Regions from separate parts of the Homo sapiens genome. Here region 1 is linked to region 2. A link is an interaction called in ENCODE POLR2A ChIA-PET data of the cell type or tissue named here. Cell type or tissue: CD4-positive, alpha-beta T cell. All regions are shown on one strand. Links, peaks and the distances in the headings refer to the core of each region. The heading gives the core; the rest is flanking DNA. Region 1 overlaps ODF2L (outer dense fiber of sperm tails 2 like). Region 2 overlaps LOC124904210 (a long non-coding RNA gene).

What was found. ChIA-PET counts read pairs that join two places held together with the same protein. Peaks named below come from ENCODE experiments on the same cell type or tissue, not always from the same donor. Only the 100,000 strongest peaks of a DNase experiment are listed, where the experiment ranks them.
Region 1: POLR2A ChIA-PET joins it to region 2 with 5 read pairs; 7 of 35 experiments call an interaction of 5 or more read pairs at or near these places.

Annotation. Positions count from the first base shown.
Region 1 is chr1:86,385,490-86,393,039 of GRCh38, forward strand. ODF2L (outer dense fiber of sperm tails 2 like) reads right to left here. Exons shown (of 17, transcript NM_001366781.1): 2 at 1,426-1,597; 3 at 1-101. The coding sequence starts at 1,538. Among named protein-coding and RNA genes, the nearest start is that of ODF2L, 7.1 kb to the right of the region's middle. In CD4-positive, alpha-beta T cell, for the core only: CTCF peaks have their summits at 4,269, 4,472 and 4,765; a DNase peak (open chromatin) is centred at 4,022; H3K4me3 peaks cover 721 bases; H3K27ac peaks cover 2,071 bases.
Region 2 is chr1:86,504,408-86,511,957 of GRCh38, forward strand. The region is part of intron 1 of LOC124904210 (a long non-coding RNA gene); the gene reads right to left. Among named protein-coding and RNA genes, the nearest start is that of CLCA4, 39 kb to the right of the region's middle. RefSeq lists an enhancer at 3,380-3,881. In CD4-positive, alpha-beta T cell, for the core only: a CTCF peak has its summit at 3,833; a DNase peak (open chromatin) is centred at 3,754.

The sequences.
Region 1 (7,550 bases), core at 2,155-6,154, 120 kb before region 2:
TAAATAGTGGCAAAAGCAATTCTACAGAATGAGTTACCAACTCCGCTTCCTTAAGTGTTGCTTCCAATTCAGTCTTTTCATTTAGAATGTCCTGCTTCAGGCTAATTACAAATGCACATACAAAATTTAAGTTAAATCCATTTCATTTAAAGATGCTCCTCAGAAATGCCATATCACCTATACAGTACTCTTAATAGCAAGGACAACTTTTAGTTCAAAAGTAGCTCGAAACTTGGACTTTGAGTGTAAGCAAATTTTAAGAATACTTTATTTTACTTATATTTTACTTGTACGTAATCACAAAAGTTATTTGGATTAAAGATGTACGTATAGTTAAGTTTGAAGGAGCATTTTCAATATTTATAAATAAAATTCCAAGTGATATGGAAACTCTTTAATTGGCAGCTTTTCTCTTTCTTTGTAAAACATAACGGCTCATTAACAACTGATGGCATCTTAGAGGCTATGTCAAAAATCTGTGTGTTCTTAAGCACAACTGGCTTAAAGTAATGAGCCTAAGAACATTCTATCTATAAACGACACCTGTCCCTTATTAAAAACCATGGGCAGAAAGTCAAGTGTGATTATAGATGATAAAATATTATTTTCATTCATAACAAATTCAACCAGAAGCTGGACTAAGCTATCCATACTGACAGTAATGGTATATACTAAGATTGCCATTTGACGGGGGGCAATATTTCATGTAAATAACAAGTGTATTCCCCACTCTAAAGAAGTATGACAAGTATTTGCTATATAGTAATATACCAAATGACAGTGATTTCACATTCATTAACTACATTTCTGATATCACATATTATATTTTCATTTATCTTAAATAGCTTTATTTTACAAATTCTTAACAGATGAGGTTTTCATTTTTTTTGTCTTTTTCTTTTTTGAGATGGAGTCTCGCTCTGTCACCCAGGCTCTGTCACCCAGGAGTGCAGTGGCATTATCTCGGCTCACTGTGACCTTCGCCTCCCAGGTTCAAGTGATTCTTCTACCACAGCCTTCCAAGTAGCTGGGACAACAGGCACACGCTACCACATCTGGCTAATTTTTGCATTTTTTCAGTAGAGATGGGGTTTCACCATGTTGGCCAGGCTGATCTTGAACTCCTGACCTCAAGTGATCCACCTGCCTCATCCTCCCAAAGTGCTGGGATTACAGGCATGATCCATTGCGCCCGGCCAGGTTTTCATTTTTAATTGCTTTCATTAAGATTCAAAAAAACTAGTTGAATTCTGCTAGATGAGTACACTTGTAATCAGATTAAATATATTTTAATAAATAAATACTAGATTTGGAAAAGATACTCTTAAAAGAATGCTGTATTTGATTCAAATAATTTATATTATAGACAAAACAGGAAATCCTAGAATCGGAAATTTAGATTTCCCCTGATACTGATGAGAATACCAGCTGAGATGACTTTCACTGGTACACCGTGGTAAATCTTCTTTCTCTGATATAGTTTTAAGATGGCAAAAGAGTTCTTCTGAATGACTTCCATCATTTACAGCCTTCTCCATAAATTCAGTAAATGGATTTATAGGTGGCTTCACAGCGACTTCTCCACATAAGCTGAAAGCTAGGAAATATTTTAGTTATTAAATTTATTTCAATAGAGTTTTTTTGTCATTACTCTCTCATAAAAAATAAAGGTTATAAGGATGTGTAAAAGAATAACATTTCAAAGACAAAATAAGAAGTATAACTGCTACTCATTGTTATAGTACTTCAAAATTGTATCAAAATTTCATAGCACAACCACTCAACAATTGCCAATTTCCATACACTGTTTCCAAAAGGCCTGATAATTCCTAAATAATCACAAGAGTGTAAAAATCTTTATTAGTCTATTTCTTGAAGTATTACAATATTTGAACCCAGCAGGACTATAAAACAAATATAAAAACCATGGGTTACCTATAGTCTGTCTTATTAGGCCCATGCCATAAGAAATGTATGTTATTTATGCCTAAATCTGTAGAAATTCAACTTTTCAAAGTACTTGGCAACAATAGCTACAAAGGATAGGATACTCAATTGCAAGTAGACTTTTCAAAATTAAATTCACTTACTTCTATTCCCAACTCAATCTAGAATATTATTGGTGATAGTGAAAAGACCAGACAGATGACATTACTTCCAAATTTTACCAATCTAATTGTTTTTACTCACACCTGTAGATGTCACTTTAAAAATGTGAATATTAATTTCTTCAAAACTACTCCAATTTAAGTAATGAGTTAGAGCTTTGGCAACCATTAAGGCTCTCTTTTCCCAACTCTAACAATATGTGGTAATGTCTTCCCTGACTTCATTTTATGTTTACACAAAATCAAAGGTTATATTTAAGGTTTTCTACATTTTTTTGGATATTTACCTCCTTGTAATTTAGTTTTATATGTCTGTATTACAAAACATATTATATTCAAGAATTTTTAACACTTAGAGTAGAAGTGAAATTACAGGTTGAAGATTATTTAAATTAGCCATTCAGAAACCTTCCAAAGTGTCCATAAAATGTATATATTTTATCTGAATGTTCTATATACTATAGAGACAAATATTTAGGAAACAGGCCAATGAAGTATGGTCACATTTTTTAAATACCAGAAAGTGAAGTCCAAAAAGAACTGCTGAGTAACCAACAGATAGTCTAGGATGATTCCCTTGAATGCTGCAAATATGCAACATCTATTACAATGGTATAACAATATTTCGAGCTATCTATAAACTAGAAGAATTACAAGTATACAAAATAAAATAAAAAACCAAACCTAAAAGTTAAGAAGAATATGCTCGGGATAAGTCACTGCAATCAAGAGAACCATCATCTACTAATTCATTCAGTTGCAATAGCTATCCCCATACAGAAAGCAACTGGTACCAACCCTTTTACTTGTTTAAATATTTGTCATATTTGTCTCTCTGTGGACTGGAATCTCAAGAAAGAATGTCTTTTTTATATTTGAATCCTCAGCACCTACAAGCCTTGTAAAAGCTAAGCAATAATTGAACGAAAACATTAAGGCTTAGAGCTTTTAAAGAATATAATGACTAAAGACTGCCTTTTTTTTTAAATTCACCCCTTGATTTGTCTTTTCAGGGATCATTAAAAGACAAATGGTTCCCATATTTGGAATAAAGGTTTAAAAAACAATGTAAGAAGATAGAAATTTTCAATTTGTAGAAAATATTTTACAAGATAACACTAGTTTGGTATCGGTATTTTATACACAACTTTTCTAAAAGTTTTATCATAAGATAAAGTCATAAAATTTTTCTGCTTCATCACCTATAATTGGTAACTGCCACTTATCTTAAAGGGTAAACAAATAAATAAAATCAACACACTGTAAAAATAGGAATTCAGAATGACTTTCTACCTAACATTCTAAAATGGAATCTACATTACATTTACTGATTTCTCAACACACAAGGAAGAGAACTATTTGTCTCAGGAATTTCCATGAAAATTATCAACAGTCATCTTCTCCAGGACAAATATTGTTCAGAGATTCCAAGGCACTCCACTGCTTTTGTGTTGTGATAATTGTGTAACAAAAAATAAGTGTTGAACAAAAATGTAATAATTTTATTTAGCATAAAAAGTCCTGCTTTATAAGAAATGCTATCATTTTATTGGACCAAATGTATTCTTGTATAGAAAAGCAGACATTTCACAATAAAATGTTTTCAGTAATGTGGAATATACTGTTAACTGACAAATGTACTTCTGTACAACTTGTCAGTGTTGGGTGCAACAAAGACACATATTCTGTATACATGTTTAAGGATCAAATCATTTTAAAGATAACTTAAAAATTCTTCAAACTGAATGATAAGAGTGACACTATCTATCAAAACCTCTGGGATACAGCAAAGGTGGTGCTAAGGGAAAGGTTCATAGCCTTAAATGCCTACATTGAAAAGTCTGAAAGAACACAAACAGACAATGTAAGGTCACATCTCAAGAAACTAGAGAAACAAAAACAAAACAAACCCAAACCCAACAGAAGGCAGGAAATAACCCAGATCAGAGCAGAACAAAATGAAACTGAAAAAAAAAAAAAATACAAAAGATAAATGAAACAAAAAGCTGGTCCTTTGAAAAGATAAATAAAACTGACAGAACATTATTAGCAAGATTAATCAAGAAGAGAAAAGATTCAAATAAGCTCAATTAGAAATGAAATGGGAGATACTACAACTGACACTACAGAAATACAAAAGATCACTCAGGCTACTATGAACACCTTTACACACATAAACTAGAAATCCTAGAGGAGATGGATAAATTCCTGGATACAACCCTCCTAGCTTAAATCAGGAAGAATGAGAAACCCTGAACAGACCAATAACAACCAGTGAGACTGCAATGGTATTTTAAAAATTACCAACAAAAAAAGAAGTCCAGGACCAGATAGATCCACAGCTGAATTCTACCAGACATTCAAAGAACAATTGGTACCAATCCTATTGACACTACTCCACAAGATACAGAAAGAGAGAATCCTCCCTAAATCATTCTATGAAACCAGTATCACCCTAATGCCAAAACCAGGAAAGGACATAACCAAAAAAGAAAACTACAGACCAATATCCCTGATGAACATAGATGCAAGAATTCTTAAAAGGCCGGGCGTGGTGGCTCACGCCTGTAATCCCAGCACTTTGGGAGGCTGAAGCGGGTGGATCGTGAGGTCAGGAGTTCAAGACCAGCCTGGCCAAGATGGTGAAACTCTGTCTCTACTAAAAATACAAAAATTAGCTGGGCATCGTGGCGGGTGCCTGTAATCCCAGCTACTCAGGAGGCTGAGGCAGAGAATTGCTTGAACCCAGGAGGCGGAGGTTGCAGTGAGCCACGACCATGCCACTACACTCCAGTCTGGCAACAGAGTGAGACTCCGTCTCAAGAAAAAAAAAATTCTTAACAAAATACTAGCTCACCGAATTCAACATCAAAAAGATAATCCACCATGATCAAGCAGGTTTCATACTACAGATGCAGGGATGGTTTAACATCCACAAGTCAATAAATGTGATACACCACATAAACAGAATTAAAAACAAAAATCACACAATCATCTCAATAGATGCAGAAAAAGCATTTGACAAAATCCAGCATCGCTTTATGATTAAAACCCCCAGCAAAATCGGCATACAAGAGACATACCTCAATGTAATAAAAGCCATCTATGACAAACCCATAGCCAACATAATACTGAATGGGGAAAAGTTGAAAGCATTCCCTCTGAGAACTGAAACAAAACAAAGATGCCCACTCTCATCATTTGTATTCAACATAGTACTGGAAGTCCTAGCCAGAGCAATCAGAGAAGAGAAAGAAATAAAGGGCATCCAAATCGGTAAACAGGAAGTCAAACCGTTGCTGTTTGCTGATGGTATGATTCTGTACCTAGAGAATCCTAAAGACTCCTCCAAAAAGCTCCTAGAACTGATAAATTCAGCAGTTTCAAGATACAAAATTAATGTACACAAATCAGTAGCAGTGCTATACACCAACAGTGACCACGCTGATAATCAAATCAAGAACTCAACCACTTTTACAATAGCTGCAAAAACAAAACAAAATAAAATAAAATACTTAGGAATATACCTAACCAAGGAGGTGAAAGACCTCTACAAGGAAAACTATAAAACACTGCTGAAAGAAATCATAGATAACACAAACAAATGGAACACAACCCATGTTCATGGATGGGTCAAATCAATATTGTGAAAAGGGCCATACTGCCAAAAGCAATCTACAATTTCAATGCAATTCGCATAAAAATACCATCATCACTCTTCACAGAACTAGAAAAAACAATTCTGAAATTCACTTGGAACCAAAAAAGAGCCCACATAGCCAAAGCAAGACTAGGTGAAAAGACATCACATTACCCAACTTCAAACTATACTATAAGGCCACAGTCACCAAAACAGCATGGTACTGGTATAAAAATAGGCACATAGACCAATGGAACAGAATAGAGAACCCAGATATAAACCCAAATACTTACAGCTAACTGATATTTGACAAAGCAAGCAAAAACATAAAGTGGGGAAAAGACACCCTATTCAACAAATGGTGCTGGGATAATTGGCAAGCCGCATGTAGGAGAATGAAATTGGATCTTCATCTCTCACCTTACACAAAAATCAACGCAAGATGGATCAAAGACTTAAATCTAAGACCTGAAACTATATAAATCTAAGACCTGAAACTATAAAAATTCTGGAAGATAACATCAGAAAAACCCTTCTAGATATTGGCTTAGGCAAAGATTTCATTACCAAGAACCCAAAAATAAATGCAATAAAAATAAAGATAAATAGCTGGGACTTAATTAAACTAAAGAGCTTTTGCATGGCAAAAGGAATAGTCAGCAGACTAAACAGACAACCCACAGAGTGGGAGAAAATCTTCACAATCTATACATCTGACAAAAGACTAATATCCAAAACCGACAATGAACTCAAATTAGCAAGAAAAAAAATCCCATCAAAAAGTGGGCTAAGGACATGAATAGACAATTCTCAAATGAATATATACAAATGGCCAACAAACATGAAAAAATGCTCAACATCACTAATGATCAGAGAAATGCAAATCAAAACCACAATGTGATACCACCTTACTCCTGCAAGCACAGCCATAATCAAAAAATAATAATAGATGTTGGCATGGATGCAGTGAAAAGAGAACACTTCTACACTGTTGGTGGGAATGTAAACTAGTACAACCGCTATGGAAAACAGTGTGGAGATTCCTTAAAGAACTAATAGTAGAGCTACCATTTGATCCAGCAATCCCACTACTAGCCACCTACCCAGAGGAAAAGAAGTCATTATATAGAAAAGATACTTGCACATGCATGTTTATAGCAACACAATGTCCATCAAACAATGAGTAAAAAAACTGTGATATACATATATATATAATATATACATGATAAAATACTACTCAGCCATAAAAAGGAATAAATTAACGGCATTCACAGCAACATGGATGGAATTGGAGACTATTACTCTAAGTGAAGTAACTCAGCAATAAAAAACCAAACATCATATGTTCTTACTTATAAGTGGGAGCTAAGCTATGAGGATGCAAAGGGGTAAGAATGAATCAGTGGACTTTGGAGATTCAGGGTGAAAGGGTGGGAAGGGGGTGAGTGATAAAAGACTACCAATTGGAATTCAGTGTACACTGCTCAGGGATGGGTGCACCAAAATCTCACAAATCACCACTCAAGAACTCACTCATGTAACCAAATACCACCTGTTCCCCAAAAACCTATGGAAATAAAAAATTTTAAAAAACCATTTAAAAATCCTTAAAGATGAGCAATTTTAAAATATTTTAAAATGTTTAAAGATTTAAATTTCCTATACAGAGACAATTTTGCCAGTCTACTGCCAAGAGGACATGTACTTAAAGCTTTTTCCAGGAGTGCTTGTAGGCTATGCTGATCCAGCTACATTCACTAAACTATGTTCCACTGTGGCCAACAGCAAGCATTTGGGGATAA
Region 2 (7,550 bases), core at 1,332-5,331:
AGCTGCCTAAGGAGCCCAGACCGAATAAAAGAAACTGGCCACAGCCCTACTTTCCCAAGCTCACTTCTAAGACATTCCATCTAAAGGCTGATGCAGGAAAATGGCCAACACCAAAGGACATTTTAAAAAGTTTTTTGGGGTTTTTTCTTTTTTTTTTTTTTACATACTTAAGCTAACTCAATGCAGGTTTATTATCCTGGCGACTTGCAGTCACATTCTAATGATTTTCAAGGGCCAAAATATAGTAATAATCATTTGAAATATCCATCGCTTCCATGCCTTAGTTTAACAGGTAGGCTTTATCTTTTGCCATTTCTGTATTTTACATCTGTTATGTACCTGTCTCATAATCCCTCTAAACATACACAAAAGACAACAGATTTAATAGCTTCTCTTCTCATAAAGGGACGCCAACGTTGCGTCCAGCTGTCAGGATATGACCCTGCTACTCTTTCCTACCTTTAAGCAAGGAACAATTTCATACTCTCTTAGCTCGTGATCTTGATTGGCAAGTAGCAATGGCTGACTTTATTCGTAATATCAGCTTCAATTTACCAGCCTCTAAGCTCCTGAACTTTTTACAAACTATGCCTGTGAAGTTTGTATCTATTGTTGTCTCTGAGCCTTTACTTCATGCCATCACTCTCTTTACAGATGGTTCAGGAAAAACTGGAAAAGCAGCTATAGTGTGGCAAGATGCCATGCAAAACTGGCAGTACAGAATCCAGGAGCATTTTAAAAACTACACAACAGGCAGAGTTAGGTGCCTTGATATTGGCCTTACAAATTTTCCTCACCAAGACGTAAATATACTTAGTGATTCCACTTATGCGGTGTATAGTATTACTCATTTAGATCTTGCACATGTGAAGGGCATTACTAATGAACCCCTACTAGCTTTGTCTCTTGCAGCGCAAGACTCCTCCTTGCCAGTCATCACCCTCTTTACATCACACATATTCGCTCTCATTCTGGGCTATCTGGTCCCTTGTCAGAAAGGAATGCTTGAGCTGATGCTCTGGTACGACCACAGATGTGGTTTGCAGATTCTCCTGCTTTTTTGCGAGCTCAAGCTGATCATGCTGTTTTTCATCAGAACGCCTGCAGTCTTAAACAACAGTTTCATTTGACACTTGCTTAAGCTCACATGATTATTAAAACTGTCCTGATTGCCAACAGCGTTCTCTTTCCCCTTTTTCCTTAGGGCTTAGTGCCAGCCTACGAGGTCTGGTGCCTAACACTATCTGGCAAACTGATGTTACTCAGTAACCATCCTTTGGAAGTTTTAAATTTCTCCACGTTACCATGGACACTTATACAGGCCTGACACATGCTACCCCCCAGACGGGAGAAAAAAACTAAAGATGCATTTGCTAATTTGTTTAACTCTATTATGACTCTAAGCTTTCCACACACTATAATAACTGATAATGGACCTTACTATCTTAGTGCTCAATTTGCATATGCATTGCAACTTTGGTACATACAACACAAAACTGGTATTCCTTCTAACTCAGCCAGTCAGGCCATTGTTAAATAAGCTCATCAAACTCTTAAAATATATCTTAATAAACAAAAAAGGGGGAATATGGGGCTCTGTTCTCGAGACTAGGACCTGTCGGAGAATCAACCAATAATGACAATGATGACTCAGAAGTCACCTAACATTACCTGGGGACAGCTAAAGAGATTGGATCAACAGGCATCTATCCTGCTTGCAGCCGTGGAAGCCCATGCAACTGCAGAGAATCGGTTTCTTATGTATCTGTGGCAACTGGGGAAACTTCTGAGAAAGTAAGACAGACATGGATGTTGGGGTGGCTGGTAATTCTTATACTTTGCCAAGTGGGATCAGCTCAAGAACATGTTTATTGGAGTCATGTTCTAAATCCCCGTGTTTTTAATGTTATTACATGGTGGGATGCTGACCCGCCTTTGTCATCTAATGACACTTCTTGGATAGGAGGTCGATGGATGCTCTTGTCTTACCCCTTAACTGAAAATTTGGGATGGATTAAACTTAATTACTCCTTGATTTTATTGTATAGCAATCCCCCTATTTGTTTTTCCACAATAGCACGTGATAAGTGTGTCATTCTCAATCTTCAGGAATATCTTTACCTCAGTCCAAAAGGGATACTAAGCTTGCAAACTTGACCTTTATTTCTGCTGTTACCACTAATCTTACTGAGGTCTCTAATGAAGCTACACAAGGGCCTGATCTTCCTATATGCCGTCTGAGTAGAGACTGGCAATATAAGTTTGATGTCGTCCAGTGTTCGCTGTGCAGACAGCCTGCGCCCCATCAAGGGCCTCTGTTTGATAATGGGGTCCCCATGGTAATCTTATGTGTGCCAATCAGACTACTGGATTTGGAGTCCTTCCAATAGTTTTGTCACCTGGTCAGAGTATGGGCTTTCAGGACCAATATTATAACTAACAGGGAAACAGGCTTTAAGCCCTGCTCATACCGAAATTTGGAGACTAGGACTTCCTTTTATTGAATGGGTTCTTTCACATGGTGAGTATATTACTAGTGGTGGCAACTATACCCTCTCTTTGCATAATAATGTTACTGACACAGTCCTGATTTGTACTATGCACCCCTATATACTTTTGTTTGGGCAAGGTGTTCCTAACATAGAGCAGAATCAATCCTTTTATAGTATTAAAGTCTCTTCCAGTAGTTAGTATGCTACATGATTGTCTCATCAAAACATTACACAGTTGAATATAACCTATGTCATGATTGTAAAATGGCGTGCAGAATTGTAGCTGCCCATAAATTTAACCAGGAGCTGGGAAGGAGATTCCACTCTGCAGCTATTTAGAAAAGCACTGTCTCATACTCAGAAAAAAAGATTTCTGGCCACTTTAATTGCCTTTTTAGTCTCAGCTATTATTATATTAGCAACTGCCGCTACTGTGGCTGTTTCTCTGACACAATCTATTCACGCAGCCTCAGTGGTGAACCACACTGCATATAATGTAACCCATGAATTTCAAGAACAGGTAAATATTGATAAAACTATTCTGCCTCACCTGGAGGCTCTTAAAGCCACTGTTAAATAGCTAGGGAATCAGCAGCAGGCATTCATTACCTGTCAAAATTTACATTGTGATTGGCAATATAATTCTATCTGTGTCACACTTCTGCCGTATAATAGCTCCCAATATGCTTGGGAGAGAGTGAACACACATCTGCAAGGGGCTTATCGCGACCATTTGTCTTCTCAAGTTTCTACTCCTAAGTGTGAGTTGAAGAAACAACTTGAAGAAAGGTCACAGCAATCACAAACAAGTACCCTTCAGCAATTTCAAGAAGGCTTTCAATGGTTAAACCCAAACACTTGGTTGTCTGGGTTAAACATGCGCATCTGGGTGATGGCCGCTATAGTTATTCTTTCTTGTATCTGTTTGCTAGACATCTGCAGATGGCTCTGTGCTGCTACCCAGCGCGTCGACAACCAGGGAAGAACGATAGAAGTTTACCTTGCATTGGATGACCAGCACGCTCTAAGAATTAAAGAAGGGGGAGACGTCGGGGGTGCATGGCAACACATTCAAGCTTGTGTACAAGGCATTTGAGGTAGGGGCATGGAAAAAGACGGAGGCACTGTGTGTATGTTATTTGTGCATGGAAATGTAACTCCTTGACCCTGAAAACAGGACAAGGAGTGGAGCGTGTCATAAGGAAGGCTGAAAACAGCCTCCTGAGAATGTGGTTTGAGTGCTTTTATAAGGCCATAAGTGCCTCACGACCCGACCTCAAGAGGCCATCTAGTGGATGTTTGTAGTTTAACAAGCCCTTTCAATAAATACTTGGCGGATGGATTCTGGGGTGACACTCTCTCTCAGAAGGGTGGTCCCCCGCTCCGCTCAGCTAGAATCGTCTGAGAACTCATTCTTGGCGTTCACTGCAAGCTATAAGCTCTGCAAGGGTCAGTTTGGAGTCCTTTTCTAAATGTTACAAAACCAAACCAAGCACTTAGCTGATGAGAAGGCCACTTTGTGACAAATGAGACTGAGGTCCCAACTTCGTAGAACATGGTTACCATGGATTTCGCCTGGAAATTTTTCAATAAGTCACTCACTGAGATTTTAATTTCCCATTTGGGTGAACTCAGTAAAATGTAGCATGGGATATGGTAGTAAACCAGAGATGCATACCATGTGACTTTGGAGAAGAAGAGGTAAATGTTAACATATAGATAAGATAGAAAGTAGAGAACAACAAAGAAAAAACATTCTTATGTACTCTGGGTTATAGGAAAGTTTATTGCGAAATGGATCTGTATTGTCATAGGTGATAAAATAAGCCAAATTTTTGCCTTATGCCATCATTGACCCACAATGGCCTTAGCCTCTGATAAGTCAATTAAGTGAGTGAGTAAATCTGGTAAATCTGTTCCAGATGTTGGTACTTCTCTTAATATCCAAGTATCCAGCATCAAAAGAGCGTAGGGAGAAATATTCTCCAAGCTCCCCTTTGCAACTTCCAAGCTAGGCTGTTACCCCTATGATCTAATGTGGTTTGTTTAAAGCTTCCATCCTATGTCATTGATCTATGCTGTTTTTTAATCCCTTCTCTTCACTGTTATCTACCACACTCACCCAAGTTAGGCACAACACTCTTCCCCCCTCACCTCTTAAAATCACTCTGAGTGGTCTCAGAATCTATATGAATGAGTCAGTTCATATCTCAGCCTCAAAATTCCTTGATCGTCACCCCACCTCCACTAAAATTGAACAAACTATTGGTTTGAATAATAAAAGTGTATTTTTATAAGTAAAAAATTCGAATATTGGCAATTGCATATGGTTTGAGCAAGTCTTGCTAAGGCCACATTTTGACCTAGTAATGACCTGAAACAACCGCACCTGTGAAATCTTAAAATCCAGTATCCTATTCTGGACACAACCTCCTAACCCTCTGTGCTGTTCACTTCCTATCCCACTGAACTGACGTTGTAATTTCATGATGACTCCCATCACTTGATTGTTTCTTTTTACCTGGTCCATTATCTTTTTCTTTATATGGCCCCTATATGCCTTGGGATGTCACTTCAAGTCCTCCTTTGACAATTCCTTCAACTTCCACCTCTTAAGACACCTGCCCTGAAATCCTTTAGCTTTGCATTAAGCATGTTGTCTGTGTGCTTGAGACATTCATTTATCTATTCAGCAAATACTTTTAAAGTACCCACATTGTATCCCAAGTCCCATGTTAGACACTAAGATTACAATGGGTAATGAGCTACATGGTTTCTGCCAACTAAAGTACTATCAAGCGAACAGGCACTTAACAATGCGCAGATCTATAAGGAGCTTAAATTTACAAGACAAAAACAACCCCATTAAAAAGAGGGCAAAGAACATAAACAGACACTTCTCAAAAGAAGACATACATGCAGCCAACAAGCACATGAAAAAATGTCCAACATCACTAATTATTAGAGAAACGTAAATCAAAACCACAATGAGATACCACCTCACACCAGTCAGAATGGCTATTTTTAAAAAGTCAAAAAATAACAGACGCTGGCAAAGTTGCAGAGGAAAGGGGACACTTATATGCTGTTGGTGGGAGTGTAAATTAGTTCAACCATTGTGGAAAGCAGTATGGTGATTCCTCAAAGAGCTAAAAGCAGAACTACATTTGACCCAGCAAACCCATTACTGGGTATTTACTCAGAGAAATAGAAATCATTCTATCATAGAGACACACGCATATGAATGTTAACTGCATCACTAATCACAATACCAAAGACATGGAATCCACATAAATTCCCATCAATTATAGATTGGATAAAGAAAATGTGGTGCATATACACCATGGAATACTATGCAGCCATAAAAAAGAACAAGATCCTGTCTTTTGTGGGAACATGGATGGAGTTGGAGGCTATTATCCTTAGCAAACTAATGCAGGAACAGAAAACCAAAGACCACATGTTCTCACTTATAAGTGGGAGCTAAATGATGAGAACTCATGAACATAAAGTAGAGAACAACAAACACTGTGGTCTACTTGAGGATGGAGGGTGGGAGGAGGGAGAGGAGAAGAAAAAATAACTATTGTCCTCTGATCTTTATACCTGGGTGATGAAATAATCTGTACAACAAACCCTCATGACACAAGTTTACCTATGTAATAAACCTTCACATGTACCCCCAAACCTAAAATAAAAGTTAAAAACAAACAAACAAAGCAATGCACAGTATGTAGGGTCTATTTCAGGGGAAGCACATATTATAGGAACTCATGCTTTGCATACCTAATCCACATGTGGTATCTGCCAGAGAAAGTGATCCTTTTACTTTCATGATGTCTGGGTATATGTATAAAATAAGAAGAGAAGAGAAAAGCAAGAGAAAGAAATGAAGCAAAATAACCCTAATCGAACCTCTGTTTCTCCAAATATTACTACATCTCGGAATTAGTCATGCTGGGCAAAATCTGCTTCCAGGTATACTCTGGAATTCCTCTAGGGATTGAATTATTTTTTAATTAATTTTTTGTTGGATATTGGCAAGTTATAATTGTATATATTTTATGAGGTACAAAATGATTCTTTCATATATATATATATATATATATATATATATATATGTACACACAATATGGAATGATTGAATCCAGTTAATTAAGAAATCCGTCACTTCAAATTCTTATCATTTATGCCTCCTGTCTGGCTGAAACATTATATACTTTGACCAACATCTCCCCATTCCCCTAACTCTCCAGCCTCTGTTAATACCCATTCTACTCTCTGCTTCTATGTATTCAATTTTTTTAGCTTCCACGTATAAGTGAGAACATATGGCATTTGTCTTTTGTATCTGGCTTATTTCACTTAGAAAAATGTCCTTCTGGTTCATCCATGTCACAACATAATCTATTTTTTTAAGGCTGAATAGTATTCTATTGTGTGAATATATAGATAGATACATAGGGTGTGTGTGTGTGTGTGTGTGTGTGTGTGTGTGTGTGTGTATTATATATATATATATAATATATACACCTGTATATGTATGCATATACAGATACACATACATTCATCCAAACAGATGGATAAAGAAAATGTTCTATATATGGATGGACACTAAGATTGATTCCATAACTTGGCTATTGTGACTGATGCTGTAATGAACATGGAAGTACAAATATTTCTTCAACATAGTGATTTTAAAACTTTTGGATATATACCCAGAAGAGGATTTGTGGATTATATGATAATTTAGTCTTTTGAGAGACCTCTATACTGTTTTCCCTAATGGCTGTCTTAGCTTACATTCCCACCAACAGTATACTAGGTTCCCTATTCTCTACATCCTTGCCAACAACTATTTTTTGTCTTTATTATAATTGCCATTCTGATAGGTGTTAAGTTATATCTCACTGTGGTTTTAATTTGCATTTCCCCAGTAATTAGTGACGTTGAACATTTTTTTCATGTATTATTGACTATTTGTATGTCTTCTGTGTTGCTCCGGCTCATTTATCAACTGACCCAAAAGACTGCCAGTTTTGAGGGGGGTCCAGAACA